2 separate regions of the Homo sapiens genome follow, and region 2 is linked to region 1. Evidence: read pairs that join two places in POLR2A ChIA-PET (ENCODE). Cell type or tissue: PC-9. All regions are shown on one strand. Links, peaks and the distances in the headings refer to the core of each region. The heading gives the core; the rest is flanking DNA.

What was found. Peaks named below come from ENCODE experiments on the same cell type or tissue, not always from the same donor. Only the 100,000 strongest peaks of a DNase experiment are listed, where the experiment ranks them.
Region 2: POLR2A ChIA-PET joins it to region 1 with 7 read pairs; 13 of 35 experiments call an interaction of 5 or more read pairs at or near these places.

What each region holds. Positions count from the first base shown.
Region 1 is chrX:130,151,716-130,154,627 of GRCh38, forward strand. All of the region lies in intron 2 of AIFM1 (apoptosis inducing factor mitochondria associated 1), which reads right to left. It also overlaps a transcript of RAB33A not described here. Among named protein-coding and RNA genes, the nearest start is that of AIFM1, 13 kb to the right of the region's middle. In PC-9, for the core only: no CTCF peak of the experiment used is centred there; no DNase peak of the experiment used is centred there.
Region 2 is chrX:130,096,834-130,099,745 of GRCh38, forward strand. All of the region lies in intron 1 of ELF4 (E74 like ETS transcription factor 4), which reads right to left. Among named protein-coding and RNA genes, the nearest start is that of ELF4, 12 kb to the right of the region's middle. In PC-9, for the core only: no CTCF peak of the experiment used is centred there; a DNase peak (open chromatin) is centred at 1,308; H3K4me3 peaks cover 1,081 bases; H3K27ac peaks cover 2,115 bases.

The DNA of each region.
Region 1 (2,912 bases), core at 164-2,663:
TTTACTCATATCTTAAAAACATTTCTTTTAAGAAAGGGACTTTAGCCAGGCGCAGTGGCTGATGCCTATAATTCCAGCACTTTGGGAGGCCAAGTTGTGGAGATCACTTGAGGCCAGGAGTTCGAGACTAGCCTGGCCAAAAGAGCAAACCCGTCTCTATTAAAAATACAAAAAGTACCTGGGTGTGGTGGGGCACGCCTGTAATCCCAGCTACTAGGGAGGCTGAGACACGAGAACCACCTGAACCCCTGAGGTGGCGGCTGCAGTGAGCCGAGATTGCACCACTGCACTCCAGCCTGGGCGACAGAGCGAGACTCTGTCTCAAAAACAAAAACACAACAAAAAAAACCTAGAGGGGAAAGCTTTTCCAAAAAAGGGAAGAGAAGAGAAGAGAAGAGAAAAGAAAAGAAAAAAGAAAAGAAAAAAAAGAAAAGTTTTACCTAAAAAGATGGCTTACTCTGGTCAACATGAATGAAAAGAGAAATAAACAGGGGCCATGTTCATTGAGAGGAATATCCCAAAATAGCCTAAGCCCAGCTCACACTTGCTAATGGCTCACACATGAAGGGAAGAGCAGACCAAGAAATATCTAGAGGTTTAGTGGGGAAAGGGCAAGAATGAGGTCGATCTGTCTGATATATATATATAAATGTATTTATTTCTTTACCTTTCCCCCAAGGGTTTCTGTACTCCTAGTTTGCACAGATTTCCAATTAATGACATGAATACATGTCAGGTTAAGAAAGACTACAAATTTATGAAAAATATTAGTGAAGACAACTTTTCTAAACAGATGAATATGGTGGCATTTATTCAACTTAATGGGATTTGAAAGGAAACAGGTCATTTTCTGAGTGAGGCAATGCAATCCTATAGCTTAACAATAGCAAAGGGCCCAAATACTAAATCTCATTAACTATTCTAAAGGCCACTTTGGCTCTGCCCACCAACAAAAAATAGAGGACTGAGATTTGGGAATCTGCCTCAGGTCCTAGGGAAAGTTACCAGCAAAAAGAGGAAAAACTCTCACATCAATGCGAATCAGAAGTTCATATTTACAATCCGAGCAGCAGAAGCACTGTTGAAATCAGTGTTTTTCAAACTGTGGTTGCATGCCATTAGTGGGCTGTGAAGTCAATTTAGTAGGCTGCAACCAGCATTAGACGCAAACACAAATAGAAGAGAACAGAAGCTAGAGTAAGTGTATGATACCTAGTAAGAGTAGTTTTTGAAGCTTTGTTTCTTTTTATGTATTTGTAGTCATAAAATGGGTTGTAAAAGAAATGTATTTCTCACTGCAGATCATGGTAAAAATTTTTAAAAGTCGACAGTTTAGGCTGGGCACGGTGGCTCACGCCTGTAATCCCAGCACTTTGGGAGGCCGAGGCGGGTGGATCACCCGAGGTCAGGAGATGGAGACCATTCTGGCTAACACAGTGAAACCCCGTCTCTACTAAAAATACAAAAAAAAAAAAAAAAAAAAAATTAGCCGGGCATGGTGGCAGGCGCCTGTAGTCCCAGCTACTCCTCGGGAGGCTGAGGCAGGAAAATGGCATGAACCCGGGAGGCGGACGTATCAGTTAGCCGAGATCGCGCCACTGCACTCCAGCCTGGGCGACACAGAGAGACTCCGTTTCAAAAAAAAAAAAAAAAAAAAAAGTCGGCAGTTTACTCCCTTTTTTTGGAGGGTAAAGTGGGAGGGAGGTAAAGAGCTCCCAATACAGGAATTGCCAAAGTAATAGTTATACTTAAGTTAGGAACATTTCTTCAAATGACAGAAAAAAGTTACGAAGAAACGCTATTCACTGTTATGGACTGAATGTTTCCTATTCCTATATTGAAGCCTTAACCCACTATGTGATGGTATTTGGCAATGGGGCATTGGGGAGGTGATAATGATTGAATGAAGTCTTAAGGGTGGGGCCCTAATCAGATAGAGCTGGAGCTCATACAGGAAGGGGAAGACACCGGAGTTCCCTTGCTCACTCTTTCTCCCTCTCCGTCCCCCACCCCGCAAAACCATGTGAGGACACAGCAAGAGGGTAGGCTGTCTGAAAGCTAAGAAGAGAGCCCTCACCAGAAACTGAACCCTGTGTGACCTTGATCTTGGCCTTTCCAGCCTTCAGAACTATGAGAAAATAAACCTCTGTTGTTTAAGCCACTCAGTCCGTGGTGTTTTGTTATGGCAGCCCAAGAAACTAATACAAACGTTCAACAACTTACAGCTATATCTCATCAAATCTGAACACTGATTTTAAGTTCATAGTTCTCTTGAGACTAATACCAATTTCGGACAAAAAAACTAAGCCACCTCAGATCAAGTTTTCAATAATTTAGAACCTAAAACAAAACTGTACATAACAGTTCAATAACAGTTGTAGGTAGACAAAAGCTTATCATTTAACCTGGAACCACTTTATAATACGGTAGCTTTATTATTACCAGTGTTGGATAAACACAGAGTACAATGAGGCATTTAAATGAATGACTTGAGAGGAACTTGTGCTTCTTAGATATTTCTAAGGCAGGAGAAAGGAACAGTGACCAGCCCTGTCTTGTAGCTTGGCATCAAGAAAATTTGCATGGTCAACTCTGTGGAGGCCATCCAACTCTGGTACAGCAACACGGACCAGGAATTTATCAGGTTTAAATTGTTACCAACATACTGAACACAAAGGCTTTAAATCTATTTTTGAATGAATGGGGTGGAACTGATGGGAAAAGTTGAGAGATATGAAATGCAAAAAGTAAGGCTCAGAGGGTAGTATCTGAATTACGAATGAGAGGCATTACAGAAAGCAATCTACATGAATGTGTTAGCTTGTACCGCTTCAGCCACTAGTTTGACCAAATTAGAGATTACAAAGGGACACTGCCAAATGAATTTACTTTGAAATAGAGGCTGTGGGTGG
Region 2 (2,912 bases), core at 127-2,626, 55 kb before region 1:
GGAAAACACTTCCAACTAAGGACTTTAATTTCAGGTCTTCCATTAATGTGGCCAAGTCCCTGCCCCTCTCTGGATCCCAATTTCCCTATCTGTAAAGTGAAGTAGGCGAGTTTGGTAATCTTTTGCTAAAGGCTCAGCCAGTTCTGAACCTCTGAGGTTCTAATTAGAAAGTACTGCAAGGGGCCGGGCATGGTGGCTTGCGCCTGTAATCCTAGCACTTTGGGAGGCCGAGGTGGGAAGGTGGCTTGAGGCCAGGGGTTTGAGACAAGCCTAGACAACATGATGAAATCCATCTCTATTAAAAAAAAAAAAAAAAAAAAGCAGCCGGGTGCGGCGGCTCACACCTGTAATCCCAACACTTTGGGAGGCTGAGGCAGGCAGATCACCTGAGGTCAGGAGTTCAAGACCAGCCTGACCAACATGGAGAAACCCCGTCTCTACTAAAAATACAAAATTAGCTGGGCATGGTGGTATATGCCTGTAATCCCAGCTACTCGGGAGGCTGAGGCAGGAGAATCTCTAGAACTTGGGAGGCAGAGGTTGCAGTGAGTTGAGATCGCGCCACTGCACTCCAGCCTGAGCGACAGTGCAAGACTGTCTCAAAAAAAAGAAAAGAAAAGAAAAAGAAAAAGAAAGGAAAAAAAGCGAGCACTGTAAGGCAGAATAGAATGGAGTGTCAGATACGTGGCTCTCCTTTGGGTGCTGCAGGAGGCCTTTGACACAATTAAGTGTTCAAATAGATGCTCCTCACTGATAGTGATGATGAAGATTTTCCCATGAGATTCAAATTCTCTATGACAATCCTTCTGTTGACTGTCTCCATGAGGGGCAGCTCAGTTCTGATTTCGCCTCAGCAGTGCTAGGTGGTAGAGCAACCCATAATAGAGACCCATTGATCATGTCCTTTGGAGATGTCAGGAACCAGGTTCTTGGGCTGGCGCCCAGGCCAGCAGCCCCACCTTGCACTGAGCTTGCCTTCATGGTGGAGGGAGTGATCCTTGATGGCCACCAGCCTAGCCCCCGCTGGACAGGATGTTTCCACATCAAGCCCCACTTCCTGCAGCTAGGCCTGGGCTCCGGTTTCCCCCCTCTCCTGCCATCTGGTCGCCTGCCCTCTGCCCCCTCCCCTTGCCGGGTGTTTACAGGCTGCCTTATCAGCCTGGGGAATCTGGGCCTCACCCAGCCGGCTGCCCCCGCCCTGCCTGGCCCAGACAGCCTGCCCAGGGCCCTACCTGCTCTTTCGTCACTACAGGCTCCCGCAGCCTGGAGCCCCCCTGAGCCATGGGCAGGCAGGGGGTGTGGACGAAGGATTGCTGCCTGGCACAGGCCCGCAGTGCCTGGGGCCCTGCCTGCCAGAGCGAAACCTGAATATTCATAGTGCTTTATGCAGCTTGCTCAAGCTGGAGAGGGCATGCGTTCTTTTTAAATTGTACCTTCTCTATCTGCAGGCTATGGAGACAGGAATGAGACGTGGTGCTGCTAAGGAAGCTAACTTTGACCTGGAGTGCCTCCTCGGCTCTTCTGTACTTAGCCACCCAGAGATGACGGTGGGTAGCTCTAGGCTGAAAGGCACTGCAAGTCCGGGCAGATATATTTGTTTTTTACTGGAGAGCACTGTAAACACTCTAAGCTAAAGGTGGGGCTGAATGAGGGGCTGCAGGCTGACTGTGATGGAGGAGATGAGGCTGGGAAGTCCTTGGGCACAATCTTGGCCAATCCATACCCAGGCTTCTGAGCCTCATGGGTCCCAAGCTGTCTGTGTCCATCCCACCCTGGGATCTATGCACCCACCCAAAGGCTAGGATGAGGCCAGACCTAACCACTGAGCGAGCTAAAAGATTATCCCCCAGGACAGAAGGGCCTAGATTTTTCCATCAAATGTGTTTGAATCACAAAGGGAGACAGGGACGGAGACTGGAAGCAAATGAAGATGCTGAGGGTGACAGATTTCCCTTCCAGCACTTTAGGCTACATTTCTGAAAGTTCAACCTCTGACCCACCTGCAGGCAGGCCCTACAGAGACAGGGCCTGCATGCCAAAGCTGACCAAGCCCCAGACTAGGCGTCAAAGCCACAGTCCAGACTGGGCTCATCTTCCAGGGGCCTCCATTTTGTTCACTGATAAATCACTTAAAATGTACTCGAGGCAGTAGATTGCAACATTCACATTTAAGATCAAAAGTCATACTTCCAAGAAATTTTAACTGTCCTTCTAGGTCTCTAGAATACAATTTTCAGTAGTTTGGGAGCACTTGGGTGGGAAAGTTTGGAAAAACTCTGCTAAGTCAATTTTGCCATTAATGGGCTATGTAACCACAGGCACGCCACGTCACAGGGCTCTCGCAGCCTCGGGCCTCCCTCCCTAGAGATTTCATGCTATCCAGAGCTCCACGCAGGCTTATTGACCATAGTGGCTATCAGGGCTCCACATTTCTTCCCTCTATCGAAATGTTCAGGCCAGCCAGGCGCAGGGGCTCACGCCTGTAATCCCAACACTTTGGGAGGCAGAGGCGGGTGGATCGCCTGAGGTCAGGAGTTCAAGACCAACCTGGCTAACATGGTGAAACCCCGTCTCTACTAAAAATACAAAAATTATCTGGGTGTGGTGGCGGGCGCCTGTAATCCCAGCTACTTGGAAGGCTAAGGCAGGAGAATTGCTTGAACCCAGAAAGTGGAGGTTGCAGTGAGCCGAGATCACGCCACTGCACTCTAGCCTGGGTGACAAGAGCGATACTCCGTCTCAAAAAACAAACAAACAAAAAAACCAAAAAACTGATATTGTGTTAAGTGTCATCTCTCTCCTTAATAGATTTTCTTTTTTCTTTTGATAGAGTCTCACTCTGTTGCCCAGGCTGGAGTGCAGCAGTGCTATCTCGGCTCACGGCAACCTCCACCTCCCAGGTTCAGGCAATT